Regions from separate parts of the Mus musculus genome. Here region 1 is linked to region 2. The links are chromatin loops, found by intact Hi-C in ENCODE. Cell type or tissue: heart. All regions are shown on one strand. Each heading gives the region's core, and the rest is flanking DNA. Links, peaks and the distances in the headings are about the cores only. Region 1 has its middle 32 kb from the start of Gm25487. Region 2 has its middle 55 kb from the start of Gm40038.

Region 1 (8,883 bases), core at 3,616-6,115, 180 kb after region 2:
CCTGGGAACAACACTGTAAGAAAAGTCCATGTCCTGCAAGTTGTTCTTTGACCTCTACACACATGCTGCCACCACACGCACACACACACACACACACACACACACACACACACACGAATTAATGTGAAAAAGAATCCAAGCAGTAGTTACCTTCTGCCCCCACTGTAGCCAAGAGCTTTCTAGGATCTACAGATATTATTTTCTCATTGCTTTATCAGTGGTGACACTGACAGGACAAATAGATACACGGGAGTCGCAAGCTACTCTACTGAGCAGACACACACTTTGGGAAGCAATTTCATAAGTTGTGTGAAACTCCTAGGACTTCCCGTTTGCTTTGCATTTCCTCATGAGCATCTGTCTTTTTCCTACTAGGTACCAGACCTCACCAGAACATTTTCCAATGATTGCTGTCAGTCAAGCTGTGCCCACAGGCCTGAAACTTCCTGTTGGAAGGCAAAGCAGGGCTGCCTATCTGCTCAAAGTTAGGAGCACCATTCCTTTTTTTTTTTAATTGGATATTTTCTTTATTTACATTTCAAATGTTATCCCCTTTCCTGGTTTCCCCTCTGAAAAACATCCTCCCCATATCCCTTCCCCCTCCCCCTTCCTCCTGCCCACCAACCCACTCACTCTCTGCTTCCTGGCCCTGGCATTCCCCTATACTGGGGCATGTAATCTTCACAAGACCAAGGAACTCTCCTCCCATTAATGACCGATTAGGCCATTCTCTGCTACATATGCAGCTAGAGCCATGAGTCCCACCCTGTGTTTTCTTTGATTAGTGGTTTAGTCCCAGGGAGCTCTGGGGGGTACTGGTTAGTTCATATTGTTGTTCCTTCTATGGGGCTGCAAACCCCTTCAGATCCTTGGGTTCTTTCTCTAGCTCCTTCATTGGGGACCCTGTGCTTCGTCCAATAGATGGCTGTGAGCATCCACTGCTGTCTTTGTGAGGCACTGGCAGAGCCTCACAAGAGAGAGCTATATTAGGGTCCTGTCAGCCAAATCTTTCTGGCATATGCAGTAGTGTCTGGGTTTGGTGGTTGTAAATGGGATGGATCCTCAGGTAGGGCAGTCTCTAGATGGTCATTTCTTCAGTATCTACTCCACACTTTGTCTCTGTAACTCCTTCCATGGGTGTTTTGTTTCCCTCTTCTAAGATGGATAGAAGTATCCACACTATGGTCTTCCTTCTTCTTGAGTTTCATGTGGTTTGTGAATTGTGTCTTGGGTATTCTGAGCTTCTGGGCTAATATACACTTATCAGTGAGTGCATATCATGTATGTTCTTTTGTGATTGGGTTACCTCACTCAGGATGATATACTTCAGATTCATCCATTTGCCTACAAATTGCATAAATCATTGTTTTTAATATCTGAGTAGTACTCCATTGTGTAAATGTACCACATTTTCTGTATCCCATTCTTCTGTTGAGGGACATCTGGGTTCTTTCCAGCTTCTGGCTATTATAAATATGGTTGCTATGAACATAGTGGAGCATGTGTTCTTATTACATGATGGAGCATCTTCTGGGTATATGCCCAGGAGTGACATTGCTGGCTCCTCAGGTAGTATTATGTCTAATTTTCTGAGGAACCACCAAACTGATTTCCAGAGTGGCTGTACAAGCTTGCAATCCCACCAGCAGCGGAGGATAGGAATGCCATTCTTATCTCATCTCTTTCTACACCTCTAAAGCAAGCTGGATTCACCCACTGTGCTTTTTCCTATCGACCCAAGTTAGCATAAGAATCCATAGGGAAGATCAGGACAAATGGAATAGTTAGAAAATATTGAAGAATTAAAAGTTGTAGCAAGCAAGCCATTCCCTGAGGGCGGGAGTTCAGGAGAGCTAGCCCTGCCCCTCGTGAGTGGTGGCATGGGCCGGGGATAAATGCTTTCCCTTCAGCCTCTCACTGCCTGTGGCAGGTGAGTGAGCTGCCTCCAAGGGCTTTAGAGTGGTTGAGCCAGCCCAACACATGGGTGAGCTAGCACGGGGCAAAGCTGGAGATCTTGCCCTGGGTGTGGGTGCAGGAGAGCTGGCAGACTGACCAATTCAGCTACCACCCAGGCCCACATTCAGGGCTTTGAATTGGCCCACCCGAACATCTACCACATCTATGAGCTACTGGAGCACATGAAGGGACCAGTCCTGCAGAGATAAAGCTGCAGGGTCTCCATGGATATGGAGGGCAACAACAGGATATCCAAGAGGAGCCCCGGTGAGGATCCAGTATTGACAGTTTAGCAGAAGCCAGAGGCTTCAAATCATACCAGACTCATTGCAATGAACATTTGCAAGTAAAGACATTTGGACAAAACTGTATACTGTATGATACCATGACACACTGCAGCTTCATTAGTGAAATGAGTTTGTTTGTTTCTTCTTTCCTTTCTTTTAATTTATTTTTATTTTTTTGTTTTCTTTTCTGAGGAGGTTGCAAGGACTGAGGGCAGATACAAACGGAGGGGAAAGGAGTGGGATTAGAGTGTGTAATATGAATCAAAAAACGTTAGACAAAAGTTGCAACTGGCAAGCTTTGTATTGCTAGTGAAATTTCAAACATTGTCAAATACTATTTTTTTTAATAAATAAACATATTGAGGGTGTTAAAATAACTGTCAGCAACATGCAATTCAGTTTCATCAAAGCAAACCCAGTTGTCCTGCGATATACAGCCTAGGTTCACATTTGCAGATGACATTGCCTGGTATAATAGAGAAAGCTTAGCAAACCCAGATGTGAGTTTGCAGTTTATCACTGATTGCTTACTGTCTTTGGTTGAGTACCCTTCTGTGTGCTTCAGTACTTTCCCAGAAGGCAAGAAAGATACCTGACTGAGTGGGCCATTGGTAAGGATGCAGCTTTAGAAGAACCAGCCTAAAACAGAGCCTGATACACAGGGACTTAATGGTAAGCCTCCATGTTACTTATCACCTGAGCACAAGACTCTCATGACAGTGACAGGTACAAGGACCCTTTAACACGATAAATACTGAAGGAACAGCTGTGGTATTAGATATAGAGAGTTTGCCTAGTACTCATTTAGTCCTGGGCCCTACTATCAGCACTATATATGCCCCCTTTTAGTGGCTCAGGGCTGTAATCCCAGCCTTGACAGGTGGAGGCAGGAAGATTAGAAGTTCAATGTCATCTTTAGCTAGATGGTAAATTTGAGGTCAGCCTGATCTAAATGAGAACTTGTTGCTTTTTTTTTTTTTTTAAAGAAAGTAATAAAAGGCCTACAAGGAACTGGCAGAAGCAGGGAACTGTATGATGCCACCAGGGAGGTCTCAGACCATCCGGCCCACTACACCAGTCACAACGCATGGACAAGTGAGTGCAAGACGTTTTGAGGCCTGCAATGTGGCTAGTAGGTGAAAGTTGGATGATCTGAGGTCAGCATCTGGAACTCTCCCGTGGAAAGGAGAAATGACCCCCTACAAGTTGCCCTCTGATCTCCACACAGATGCCATGCTCACACATGTGAGCCCACTCGTGCCTGTGCACACATGCACGCATGCACACACAGTCACTCACGCTTTCATGTACACTAATAAATAAAATTTATTTTTTTAAAAAGTAAAGTTTTTAAAGTGAGCAATTTGCGTGGAAGCAAAAATAATAGGCGAAAAATGTGCTTAACCAATAAAAAATAATTTTGCCCACTTTATCCAGAATTAGCCTAGTGGTGTCTGTTACCCCTAGCCCCTTGCGAGCTCAGGAAAGGGCAGATTTCTCAGTGGTTGCAGAAATGTCAGTGTCGAACGCTTCCCCTCGCCTCCTGTATTGCAAACCTTTTCTCTCTATTGCCTCATTCCCCACGCACCTCTTATGGGCAGTTTGCCTAAGATTTTCTTCCCGTTCTCCCTGTGTGGCCACGTGGCTAGGCTGACATAAGCTTGTCGGGGTGGAGTATATGCGTGCCAGGATGCAGGCAGGCAGTCATGTGACCTGGCCCCAGCAGCTTTGAATCTACCACGTCTGAGATTTCCATGACGCACCTGCTGCCGTCACACCCCCTCCCTTGTAAATAAATAGTCAAATCTTTTCTGAAAGTGACTTTGACAAAGAGCAGCTTAAATCCGCCGAATTGTGGGCGAATGACCTGTTATCTAGGAGTAAAACAACTGCGGATAATCACCTCCTTCGCCCCCATCCCCACCCCTGCCCCCGTGTCCTTTGCGCTTCTGCTGACCACTTCTGCTGAGACAAAAGGACAGGATCTTTAGAGATCGCTCTGGCTTGATTAGCATGCTGATCTAGGAGGCAGGTTTCTGGGTTCTCACCCAACTTTTTGGCTGCTATTCAGAGGATTTAACAGCGCTCTTTGTCAATAGTATAGTGTACAAAGCCCATCTAAAAATAGAACATTTCCAGGGTCTGGATCGCGTGCGTAGCTTGAGTGGCAAAGGCTGTGTTGTACAAGACAGATTACAGGCAAGTTACTCCCCGGTACTTTATATGCAGGGCTGTTCACACGCTTCGTTTTCGTCTGGTTGGGTTAAATAATGCAAACACATTTACCAGTGTACATGGTTGTTTATTTGTGCTCTGGAGAGTGTGTGTGTGTGTTTATGATGGAGAGATCTACATGTTCTGCTCTGTGAAAATCAAACAAAGCTGTCCCCAATGAGGTCAGTGGTGGAGTTAAGCAGTGTGGCCCACACTCCTGAGAGCCACTGACTGACACCCGGTGGTTGTTAAAGGCAGGTCCTGCTGTGCTTGCTGCCCTAGAGGATTTTTGCAGGGTGTGGGAGTCAAATAGAGGCTCTGACAACCAGTGGGTCCCCTGGATCTAGATGGAGCCTCTGTGATCCTCGTGTGGGAAAGTTCTGCATGATGGAGAGTTTCTCACCCTGTGACAGGTGGCTTGCTCTTCCCCTCCCTCACTCCTTAGACTGGGTGGGCTTGCCCCACCCCCATGCTGAGGTGGTTGTCCTTGGTGAGTGTGGAAGCAAGAATCACTGAGATTCAGAGAAGCCAACAGAGGGAGGCACTCACAGGAACATAAAACCAGAAAATTATTTTCTGAACCAAAGACGCTGGGAACGGGTGTTTGAGAGCCCAAACGACACCTTCTTCTGTTTTGATCTATAACTGGAGGGTGTTCCTGTATCTTGGGGAGAGAGGAATTTTTGCATGCCAAAACACAATGCAATGATCTTTTACATAAATAACCTTTAACGCACTTGGAGAGTCACCCTCGGTGAAGGCTCGGTCTTTCTGGCAGGTGGACTTCCTTCTAGGATACGGAAACTCAGAACAGGGACAGTTCTTGGAGGAGCTGGGCCAGGAAATACGATATAGAAGATTTAAAAAACCCAGCCTGTCATTTTGGCAAACTCTTCTCCTACCCAGATTTTATGGCTTTAAATTGATACACGTTGGGTGAATTGGGTCTGACAGTCTAGCGGCAGTCCATATTGATTCCCCTCTCTCCCTTGCTTCTGTGGGGTGACTTTGGAAGAGTCATGTGAAGTTACTGCTTCCCCACCCCAACCCTGCATACAATCCTTATCTATGGAACCGGGAGAAGAGCCGAAGCAAAGCATTTGGTACTTGGTAATAGAGTCACTGTAATCACCATTGGTCCCCGCAGCCTTACTTGTTGATCTCTCTCAAAATAGGGGTCTTGATTGTTGACACTGAGTGTCATCTGGAGAGGACAGGGGAGTCAAGCCTCTCCTCACACCTGTGAGGGATTATCTAGGATTAAGTTAACTAAGGTGGGAGACCCTCCTTAACCACGGGAGGGTCGAACCATTTTAAAGGTGAAGGTAATGAATTTTATAGGTGGAAGAGTAAGGAGAAGCTTCATTCTACCAGTCACCTCTCTCTGCTTCCTGAGGGTTGAAGCAGTGTGACTCGACTTGCCAGCCTCCTCTCCAGCCAAGATGAAGGATAACCTGTTCAACTGTGAGCCAGAATAAAACCCTTCTTTCTTTAAGTTGCTTCTTGCCAGGTATTTTGTTATAGCCACAAAAGAGTAGCTAATGCAGGCGTCATCTCATACACTGAATCCTAAATATTTCATTTATAATAATTGTATTTAAATGCAAGTACAGGAGTCTTGTGCCGTGCTGCATGGGTGGAGGTCAGAGGATGGCTTTCAGGAGTCGGTTACCTCGTCCCACCGTGGATTCTGGGCATTGAATTCAAGTCAATAGGCTTGCGTAGAAGTATTTTACCTACCGAGCTCTCTCTCCAGCCCTTTGACACACCACCACCGTCATCACTATTGTTATCCTGACCATTGAAGAATGAGTCACTCATCAGAACGCAAGAAATCAGTCAGCCCTTTATCACCAGCTCGACCATAATGAGGGTTAATTTCTCCTTGGAACTGATTTGAAAGATAACATAAACCATTATCTTGGTCATTATGGCATTTCCTCAGACTGGATTTTATTTTTCATGCAAAAGGAATTATGATTTTTCTTCAATAAGACAGATTTGGGTTTACTTCCCGAAAGAGCCAGGAGAACAATGGAAATTTCATCTCTTGTCTGAGACGGAACATTCAAACCAACAAGGGAACAAAACCAAACCAAGTGTGAAGAGCGTGAGCTCGGGAGGCACCTTGCACAGTTCCGCCGTCGGAACGGCCAAATGGCTTCCTAAAGTGATGGGCACAGCACAAGATGTACCAGTGTTTATGAAGTTAGGGAGGTGCATGGAATAGTTCTGCAAGAGAAAAATCAGAGACACTCGGCAAAATGGAGGGTGACACCTTCCAAGATTGGCTTCCAGCACTGGCTTCTAAACCCACTCTGCAAAGAATTGCTGTTACAAAGCCTTATTTTTTACTGATTTTCACCTGGGAGTTAACCAAATCCCCACATTAGACCATTGCTCTAGCCAAACACTTGAGAAAAAGCACCTTAAGAAAACAAGGAAAAAAAAAAAGCCGGGCGTGGTGACACACGCCTTTAATCCCAGCACTCGGGAGGCAGAGGCAGGAGGATTTCTGAGTTCGAGGCCAGCCTGGTCTACAAAGTGAGCTCCAGGACAGCCAGAGCTATAAAGAGAAACTCTGTCTCGAAAAAAAAAAAAAAAAAAAAAACAAAAACAAAAACAAAAACAAACAAACAAACAAAAAAACCAAGGGTTTGTTTGGGCTAGCAGTTAAAGGATACACAGCTTGTCATGGCAGAGAATGCACCGAGGTCAGAGCACAAAGTGGGTCGGAGGACAAAGCAGCTTAATACAGGGCATGAATGGTGAGCTGGAGATGACCTTGAGAGGTAAGTGGCTTGATGCCAATCCTAACAACCTGAGTTCAAGTCCCAGGGTCCACATCATAGGAGACAACTGACGCCTGCAAGATGTCTTCTAACTTCCACGAATGGACACAGATATGCACATGTGCACACACACACACACACACACACACACACACACACACACACCACAAATACAATTTGAAAGATGAACGTTGGTGCTCATCTTGCCTTCTTTCTTTCCCTTTTATTCAGTATGGAACCCCAGACTGTGGGAAGTGCTGGGTAGGTCTTGACTTCTCTGCTAACCCTCTCCAAAACCACCTTCACAGCCACTAGAGGTCTGTCTGTAGATGACTAAAATTCAGTCAAGGTGATACTAAGGTCCCTATATGGTCCCCATATACGTCTCTGACAAATGTATAAGTAGTTTGGAACTATTTATGGATCTTTCACATCAATTCACTATAAAAATCGTATTGAGTCAGGACATGGTGGTGTATGCCTTAAATCTCAGCAATTGGGAGGCAGAGGCAGAGGGGCAGAGGGGCAGAGACAGGCAGAGACAGAGGCACAGATATCTGGGTTTGAGGCTAGCTTAGTCTACAAAGCAAGTTCTAGGACAGCCAGGACTATACAAAGAATCCCTGTCTCTAAAAAATAAAAATAAAAAAATTCATAGTGAAAAGGCAGTGAATTTTGAAAATTGCCTTCATTTCATTTTTGCTGACCAGATAATAATTGTTTGCTTTTTCCTCATATGGAAAATGTAAACAAAATGCACCACCATTTCCATCAAAGGGTTAAATAGGACAAAACCACATATTAAAAACAAAAAAAACAAAAAACTGTAAAGAAGCCACATGGCAGGAATTCAAATTCCCTCAGGGTCAGCACTTCTGAAAATATGAGGATGTGCTCAGGGTTGCTTCCTCTTCTCAAAAGTTGTGTTCTGCCTTTCAGCGAAGCCATTTGAGAAGGCAACTGAGGAGAAGCGTGAGGCCAAGCTGTGGTCACTCAGAGTGAGGCACAGAACCCCTTTGCACACAAATGGAAGATTATGGGGACAGGGAAGGCAGATAACCAGCCCAACACTAAAGAGAGGGAGAAGGCTAGGCTGACTCCATGACAGACTTCAAACTGGCAGTTAAGGAGACAGGGCCTAAACCTGAGCAAGTCCAGGCAAGCCTAGGTGAATAGAAAAACCCTAGGCTCCAGCCTTCAGCCCCAGGTAATGTAATGTCCCAGACACCTGGCCTGAGGCAGGGGCAATGGGTCAGCAGCAGTTTCCAGATTTTCCTCAGCTACTTCCTCAGTAGTAGTTCCCAGACCTCCCCAGCAAGGTTCCAGCCCCCACACCCAGGTAATGAAATGTCCTTTGAGATGGACCCAACAGATTAACATAGAGGTCACCCATCCCAGAGTTCCCTAATGTGCTTTAAATTAGGCCTAAAGCTCACTTGGGGGGTCTGTCTTGGTAATGGGGAGATGCCAGCATGCTGGACTTCTGCAGAATAAAACACTCTTTGAGTTTATATCCTGAGTCCAGGGTGTTATTCTTCCTCAAATCATGGACCCTTACAAGAGCAGCCGCCTCAGACACTAACCTTATTGACTTTTTTTTTTAATGTTTGACTCTCTGTGTGTGCATGTGACTA
Region 2 (8,883 bases), core at 2,866-5,365:
TCAATTGTGTCCAGATGATTGGACTGTAGGCAAGCCTATAGGGTATTTTCTTAGTGATTGATGTGGGAGGCCCAGCCTATTTTTGGTGGTGCCATCCCTGGGCTGGTTGTCCTGGGTTCTCTAAGAAAGCAGGCTGAGCAGGCCAGAGGAAGCAAGCTAGTAAGTAGCACTCCTTTATTGGCCTCTGCATCAGTTCCTGCCTCTAGGTTCCTGCCTTGTTTGAATTCCTGTCCTGATTTCTTTCAATAATCAACAATTATGTAGAAGCTTAAGCCAAATAAACTCTTTCCTCCTGAAGTTATTTTTGGTCACAGTATTTATCACAGTTACAATAATCCTAACTAGGGCATAAGTCTTTTATATATTGTATGCATGTAAGAATTCTCATAAGAAAAATTAATTGACCTATTTTTACTTCCAATGCTATACCTGAAGACACTTCTGGGACTTTTTAAATTTAATTTATTTTTTTTTTGCAGTTTTTAAAAAAAATATTCTTTAATCTTTTTTCACAGTCCAGACTTTATCCACTTCCTGTTCATCCTCCCAGTGTTCTGCATTTCACACCTCCTCCTCCTCCCCCTCACCTGGTCTACCCCACCCCACGTGACCTCCCCACTCCCCGGGGCCTCAAGTCTCTCAAGGATTAGGTACATCTTCTCTGACTGAGCCCAGACCCTGCAAGTCCTCTGCTGTATAGGTGTCAGGGACCTCGTATCAACTGGTGTATGCTGCCTGGTTAGTGGCTCACTGTCTGAAAGATCCTGGGAGCCAGGTTAATTAAGACCACTGGTTTTCCTACAGGGTTTCCCTCCTCAGCTTCCAGCTTTTCCCTAATTTAGCCACAAGTGGCCAGCAACTTCTGTCCATTGGTTGGGCGCAAGTATCTGCATCTGACTTTCAGCTGCTTGCTGGGCCTTTCAGAGGGCAGTCATGATAGATCAATGTTTGATGAATTCTTTGAACATTTTGTGTCCTATGTTTTGACCTCCCAGGTCCACCTCTGCCTCCATACCTCCCAGCTTTGTGTCCTTTTTAAAAGATTCAATAGGCCATTGACTCCAGTGTGTGCTGTCCATACATTTCTGGGTTTTAAGAGTCTAGGACCCAATCATATCTGCCTCAGAGATGAAGATCACTGGTTAAGAATGGTTCACTCTGAGAACCAAACCCGACAGTTTCCTTCAGTCCAACTTACAGCTTAATCTTTGTGTGCCGATTATACAGGAAAGTTGACTTGTAATTTGAGTTAGAGCCACATGAGACACACATCAGGTCCCTGACATGGGTGTTAGCAAGGCTTGTCAGCCCACTGCTCTAGAGAGCACGGACAAAATTTACAAAAATGCCCACGTTTGCTGAATGGGATGTGCCTTATCCACCGCTTCTCACTTGGAACTAAATAAACAGGCTTGTTCTTAATAGTCAGTCCTCCTTATCCACAACTTCTCTATCTGAGGGATCAACTAGGTGGAGGAGGAGGAAGAGGAGGAGGAGGCGATGGAGGAGGAGAAGGATGAAGAAGAGGAGGAGGAGGTGGTGGAGGAGGAGAAGGAAGAGGAGGACGAAAAGGAGGAGGAGGAAGAGATGGAAAAAGGAGAGCAGATGCTTGGCATGTATAGTACCCCCTAGTGATTTGCACAGCATTTACACTGTGTTATAAGGAACCAAGAGAAAGGATGTGGAAAATTGTGTGTCCCTTATACACAAATATTCCATTTCATATATGGATTTGAGCTTTGATGGGTTTTAGTATGTGCTGGGGTGCTGGAACCTATCCTCCAGGGATGCTGAGAGATGTGTGTGTGTGTGTGTGTGTGTGTGTGTGTGTGTGTGTACGTGTGTGTGTTGGAGATCAAGCACAGGTCTTTGCTTATGGGCTGCACCGCAGAGCAACGCCCCGACCCCACTCTGAGATAACAGGAGACACTCCTGAGATTTGAAACTCAGAAAACTCTTGTGTAAATGCCTCTTTATTATTTTTTTTGCATGTGTATGTGTGTTGTATGAATGCTTTTTTTTTGAATGTTCACATCCATGTGCATGTAAGGTTCAAAAGTTGATACCAGGTGTCTTCCTGACTGTTTCCTCCGTGTTCCCTGAAGCAGGTCCTTGATGGGTCCAGAGCTCATCAATATTGCCTATCATAGCTCCCTTCAGTGTTCTGGAGACCCTGTCTCTGTCTCCCAAGTGCCAGGATTAAAGGTGACTAGGTGACTATTTTACCCGTCTGGCTTTAATGTGGGTTCTGTGGATCCAAACTCCGGCCCTCACAAACGCACAGGGGCAGTTTGTCCACCGAGTCACCTTCTCAGTCCCCAAAGCCAGTGTTTCTTCTCCAACTGAAAGGCTTCCACTTATCTCCTGGGTTGGATGCATCTCGGTCCCAGAGCTGTAGCCATCTCTTTTCTATACATTTCCTGAAGCCGAAAAGAAAGACAAGCATGGCTTAATAAAGCCACAGCAGGGGTCTGAAGAATCAGCGAGTGCCCACTGATGCCCATAGGGGCAACTTGGAGCCAAGCCACTCCATGGAAGACCTTCTGCAGGTAGTTATTTTTGGATAACAATCTAAGATGTGTCAAAGCAGAAACAGAAATAACTGGAGGCAGAAACCATGGCTTGCTGCCTTGAAGTCATGTGTGTCCTATGGTTGATTTCAGCTTTTTTGTGACACGGTCAAAAGATCTCAGGATTTAATGCCTCTCTTCGCACAATCTCTCTCCCCTGGGGACGAGGGAACTGGGCCAAAACATTCTATAGAACCAGCACTCTAAGCAGCAGCCTCTATAGCAACAGAACAGGTAGGGAACAGCTGCAGTGGTTTCTGTCCAATTTTCCTTCCAAATAATCCAGATATCTAAGAGATAAGAAAACACAAATACCAAAAATCTCACTAGAATTCTGGATTAACGACAGCTCTGTCTTGTCTCCATTTTGATACACCAGCTGATAATTGGACTATAGCTGGGTCTAAAAATAACACACAGTATATTAAAATAATATTCCTAGGCTACATTTCCAAAGTGGTATTCTGGGACTTCTGTGCATTAATCCTGTAACAATAACAGGATTTGTGCTTTCACCTCCCCTGGCGTAGCTTTGAAAATCTAGCCCAAAGCAGCTAACATTGCTGTTTAAATCTTCCTTTCACATCTGCAGGGAAATGTGGAGATTAAAAAAAATATATGACAAGCCAACAGCTAAAATGACCTATACTTGGGAGAATCAGAGAAACACCTATTTCCTCTCAGGAACTGGGCCAATCAATATAAATATTTCAAAAGGACCATCATGCAATGAAAGCCTTGGAATTTGTATCCTACTTCAGAACACCCTAGATATTTCCAATGTGGACACATCCAGTTTTCCACTGGGGAGGGGGATGTTGTGATGGCTGAGCTGGGATGCTCTCCAGTGAATGAGTACAGGAGACTGTATTTATGTGTGCCTGTGTGGGTGTATACATGCATGTTAGTGTGTATATGAGCCTCTGTGTGTGTGTGTATTAAAGAAAGAGAGGATATGTGTGTGTGTGTGTATATATATATATATATATATATATATATATATTTATATATTTGAATGAATACATGAGCCCTGTGTGCATGTATGCTTGGGTATATGTGTATGTATATATGTGTGAACATCTGTGTGTGCTTCTGCATATATATGTATATATGTATATGTGTGTATGTATATATATATATGAGAGAGAGAGAGAGAGAGAGAAAGAAAATATATATCTTTGTGTGTATGAGCCTCTGTGTATATGTGCCTGTATGTATCTGTATGAGAGTAAAATTGAGCCTATGTGTATGTACCCCAAAATGTGTATATAAGATTGTGTGTGTATGTGTATGTCTGAGTGCATGTGTGTGAGTGGATGTGTGTCTGTGTGTGTAAGGATGGGAAAGAAGGCTGCCATTACTCTCTATGTTGAAACTTAGGTGAATCTCGGGGATTAGGTGTTACTGCTCACAGTGGCTAAGAAACTGCACATCCTAAAATCTGCACACAGTTCTAAATTGAAGCTCTAAATAGCACTGGATTGAAGTGACAGGAGTGTTTCGACAATACCATTAATTGCATTCCACTAATTGAGAAGAGCTTTTGTGCAGTTAGGTTTGTGGTGGGCTGGATTTAGTCATTTAGGTGCCCCTCAGGCTGCCTCTGCTTTCCGCCTGCCATGCCTTTGAAATTCTAAAAAGGAAAAGAAGGCCAACATGCAGAGCAATTATTTCAGAACAGATTGCCCGGTAACATTTCATATTATCACTGAAATCCATCCTTTCTGGGACAGAGTCTTGCTCTGGCCATGAACATCCAAGAGATGGCAGCACCCCTGCTCTGATGACTGGCTGTGTCCCTCCAGACAGCTCACCGCAGAGGTCTTGTCATTGCGTCACCTGAAAGCCAGTTTAGAGGGTGGAGGTGGGGGAGGCATAGCATTCTCAGCTCTCAGTTCTTCTGGAGAGTTCCGGAAACAGGCGCGTTGACTGTTTGAAACGTATTTGAAAAGGGTTTCTTTTTTTTTCCCCTTGAAATCCCCTGTTCTGTGCCATATCTTTCTAAGACCACTTAGGTGTTCCCTGGCTTTCTCCTGGAGGGAGGAAGGAAGATCTGCAGTTGCCAGGGATCCCCTGAGCCTTATTTTCAATTCCTGTCCTTCCTTTTTATAAACATGGGGAGGTGGGAATTGCATTATTAGCAATTGCGCTTTGAACATGTATGTGTTCAAGGCACTTAGCTCAGCATTGAGAATGTGACACAGCCTACATCAGGACAGCTTTTTTTCTTCCCCACCGACTCTCTCAGCAACCCTTCTCCCAATCTCCTGCTAAAAATATTCTGCAGAGCAAATAGATGTTGAGACAGCGTCAAACCCTGCAGGAATGAGTGACAGTATAACCTGCCATGCTAAGTATCAGATGCCTGACACGAAAAGCATTTGCTGACATACACGAGGGAGCGTCAAGGCTGGGTAGACAGGTCAGCGTCTAGGTCTCTGGGACCCACCCTTCTTCATGTATCCTGCCTGAATATTTGGAGAGCAATTGCTGGGACACACTGAGGTGGCCTGCTGACAGGGTTTTGAACGTGATTCAGGGGCAAGACTGTTATGGATAACTAGTGTCCCATGGCAGGCCACAGCACCTAGGACCTAGGGCCAACTCAGGGACTTCCTATGTCCACCTTATCCATTACAGAGGCTAGGACTCTGTGTCCATCATTGTGGGATCCCACTTGACTTGGCTTTGACCCAGCATCTTCTCATTGGCTCATTTCTTCAGCCTTGTGACCTCAACAATCTGTCCTCAGTCCAGGAACACGGCCACATGGTTTGTGTTTCCTGTATACAGCGTTTCAGTGTCTGATCTATGAAGCTGTTACTCAATGACTACACACTCAAGATTTCCAGTTGATGGTCAGGGCAAGGAGGAAGAGGAGAATGAACTGGCACACTACACATCTGTCTGTAGAGAGCTTTGGAGCCAGGCCACCAGAGGAATGCTGCCCAAGCATCATCACCTTCAGAAAGAGCTGCCCTTCTTCTCAGGAGGAATGTTGAAGACACTGGCAAATTACTGAGAGTGATAATGTTCTCCCAGGCTCAGCAATGGTGGGCACCCTGCTATCATTCTCTGACGGGTTTCTCAGACTTGAGGACAGTTGAACTCTTTAAATATCTGTCTGTCTATCTATCTATCTATCTATCTATCTATCTATCTATCTATCTATCTATCTATCCATCCATCCATCCATCCATCCATCCATCCATCCATCCATCCATCCATCTATCTATCTATCTATCTATCTATCTATCTATCTATCTATCTATCTATCTATCTATCTATCTATCTATCATCTATATCTATCTATCTATCTATCTATCTATCTATCTATCTATCTATCTATCTATCTATCTATCTATCTATCTATCATCTCTATCTATCTATCTATCTATCTATCTATCTATCTATCTATCTATCTATCTATCTATCTATCTGTGTGTGCCTGCTTGTTTGTATGTGCATTACATGTATCAATGTGCTCTTGGAGGCTAGAAGAGGGTATTGGATACCCTGTAACTGGAGTTACAGGTATTTGTAAGCTGCTGCGTGGATGCTGGGACCCAAATGTTGGTCCTCTGCAAGAGCAGCAACTATTCTTAGTCACTGAACCACCTTTGCACAGCCCAGAGGGTTGAACTTTTTTTTTTTTTTCCTTTTTTGGTTTTTTGAGACAGGGTTTCTCTGTGTAGCCCTGGCTGTCCTGGAACTCACTTTGTAGACCACGCTGGCCTCGAACTCAGGAATACTCCTGCCTCTGCCTCCCAAGTGCTGGGATTAAAGGCATGTGCCACCACTGCCTGGCCTGAGGCTTGAACTCTTAACTCTCCATGTTTGTGGAAATTCAGTCATCCACAATCATCTAGTCTTCAATGATTCCAGACAGCTGAAGTGCAGAACCTCTGTTTTAACTGTGGTGGCATGTAACTTTGCACAACATGTGTTTGTTTGGGTTGGGAGAGATTAGATACCAGTCTCTGTGTAATAAGCAAATCTTCCTCAGTGACACTTAATACTTTGTTTAAGAGACAGGTCGAATACTACTGCTCGGTGCCCATGGTGAATATGGCAATCAGTGCATTGGTTGTTGCCCAGTGAGTTGGCCACAGCCCTGGCTGGTAGAGCCAAGCCATCTGGAGCAGGGGCACACAGTTCATGGTAGACACAGGCCAGAGAGATGCTATGGCCTCATGGCCCTGCTCTGCTTTCCTCCAGGCATCTCCTTGTCATGCCGAGGGACTCTGGCAAAGCAAGGCAGGCCCCACAGACAGAGTGTTAGTGTTTGGTCTTTTCCACTTGCACCCCAGGACTGGGAAGTGCTCTCTTCTCCTCAGCTACTTGTCTTGAGAATCTGAACACCCCGCCTCTATTCCTTCATTCAGAGCCAGTGTCAGCCATAGATGCCAACAGGAACATATGGTCTGTGACATGAGCACAGATTGTGGTTAGGTCTTCAGAGGTGACAAAAGTCGCCAAGTACACCTGCAGAACCTTCTGTGGACAGTGAATTTGGTCACCCATCCTGTTGCTTTGCAGTATTACACGGATCATTGTCTAAAGATTTTTATTACCTGTTGTCTCCAGTTGAAAGTTTGAATGGAATAGGTGGATTATGAGTTCTATGATAGAAAGAAATAGAGTGTTCTAGCCTCTTCTCTCTTCCTGGCATGTCTAACTCAAGGGTCTTCCACTTGCTCATTGTTTCACTCCCAGTAGCTTCTCAGTCAGCCACGATCAGGGATATGGGAAGTTCTAGAGATGAATAATTTATATTTGAAGTTATACGCCACTCTGGGTGGCTTTGTGGAATCTCGTATCACCATTGCATCCTGTCGGGAACACGAGTCATTTAGGCCAAGTGATCTGTTCGCCCCACTGTGGGGTAGCCACTGTGCTATCAGACTGTGCCCATAGAGGAGTCTGAAGGCTCTGCTATCATCTGAAGCATCAGTCATCCAGGGGTGATCTTGGAACATGGCCCTCTCAGAGAAGTGGATGATCACTGTGCAAACAGTGTTCACCTAATGAATCTCAATTTCATGTCAGCTCAGGAGACTTCTCACATAGTTCCCTGTGATTTAGAGCCTTCTCAGTGAGCAGTTGAAAGTGTATAGATTTATTATGCCCAGTCTGATGACACTGATCTCATGCCCACTTCAGGAAGAACCCTTCAAGACATTTGCCTGTGGGCTCGGAAGAGGCCAGGACAGTTCAACCTTTGATCTCATGCTGTGCTCCCCTTAGTTACGTCTCCAATAGACTCCCCCTACCTGGAGGAGAAATGAAGTCATACTGGGATAACAACAACTTCCAAAGCTTCGTGGAGCATCTACTTGGCTGAGCAGCTTTGAGACCCAATTGGTGGATTGTTTGCCATCTCGGTCTGTGTTCCAGGAGTGACACACATCACATCTGGTATTTCCTTTGCCAAACTAAGACATGGGCCAGTTTGATCTTAAGAAGGTAGAGGAGTGAAGTGTTTGTAGAGCCCTGGGAAGAAGAGAATCAGGTTGTGGACATATATACAGAACTGCTGCACCTCCTTGGAAGATTCAGAAGTTGCCTCTATGCAGTCCCTTCTTGAATGACAGACCTTTATGCTTTTGGGTTCACAGGGACTGAAAACAAAAATCGACCTAAAGATGATTTATGTCATTAAAATGGCCTCATTCTTTTGTGTAAATGTCAAGGTTTTCCACTTGATCAAAGTCACCAGTTGTAGTACATCCTAATGCCATCTGTCACATGGGGGCACATGTCTTTCTAGTGTGGGGGCCTGCTCATGTTTCTAACGCTTGCAGAACCTCACAGAATCAGTTGCTATAGAGCGGTGTGCCACTTCAGAGCCCAGCTATGGTGATTCAGTCTTTACTCCCTGTCCCATGGCTGGCAAGACCTTTGGTCACAAAGCATGGCCTCAAGTTCTGAAAATCAGGCTGGAACCACCCACCATACCTAATCTAGTCCTGTTTTCCTCACTGGCTCCACAGCTCTCCTAAAAACACCCACAGGAAGCAGATGTGTGCAGGTGGGTGCATGACAGAGGTCAGTGTTGGGTGTCTTCTGTTGCTCTCCATCTTACTTTTGAGGACAGGGTCTTTTACTGAGTCTGTAGCTCTTGAGTTTGATCAGACAGGCTCATCTGTGAATCCCAGGAATACTGCATGCTAAGGTTACTTTACATGGGTGCTGGAGATCCAAACTCAGACCCTCGTGGCTGCACAGCCAGCCCTTTATCCAGTAAACCTTCTCCCCAGGCCCTGGAAACTCACTCTTAAGTATAAGGACATTGGCAAGGAAATGTCCCTCT

The links. Hi-C counts contacts between places; a loop is a spot of excess contacts. Peaks named below come from ENCODE experiments on the same cell type or tissue, not always from the same donor. Only the 100,000 strongest peaks of a DNase experiment are listed, where the experiment ranks them.
Region 1: it touches region 2 in a loop (5-fold over the local background); 2 of 42 quality-filtered maps call a loop at or near these places.

Annotation. Positions count from the first base shown.
Region 1 is chr3:41,404,693-41,413,575 of GRCm38, forward strand. No RefSeq gene overlaps it. Among named protein-coding and RNA genes, the nearest start is that of Gm25487, 32 kb to the right of the region's middle. In heart, for the core only: a CTCF peak has its summit at 4,704; a DNase peak (open chromatin) is centred at 3,949; H3K4me3 peaks cover 1,171 bases; H3K27ac peaks cover 1,723 bases.
Region 2 is chr3:41,224,324-41,233,206 of GRCm38, forward strand. No RefSeq gene overlaps it. Among named protein-coding and RNA genes, the nearest start is that of Gm40038, 55 kb to the left of the region's middle. In heart, for the core only: a CTCF peak has its summit at 4,328 (motif pointing right); a DNase peak (open chromatin) is centred at 4,398; H3K4me3 peaks cover 346 bases; H3K27ac peaks cover 400 bases.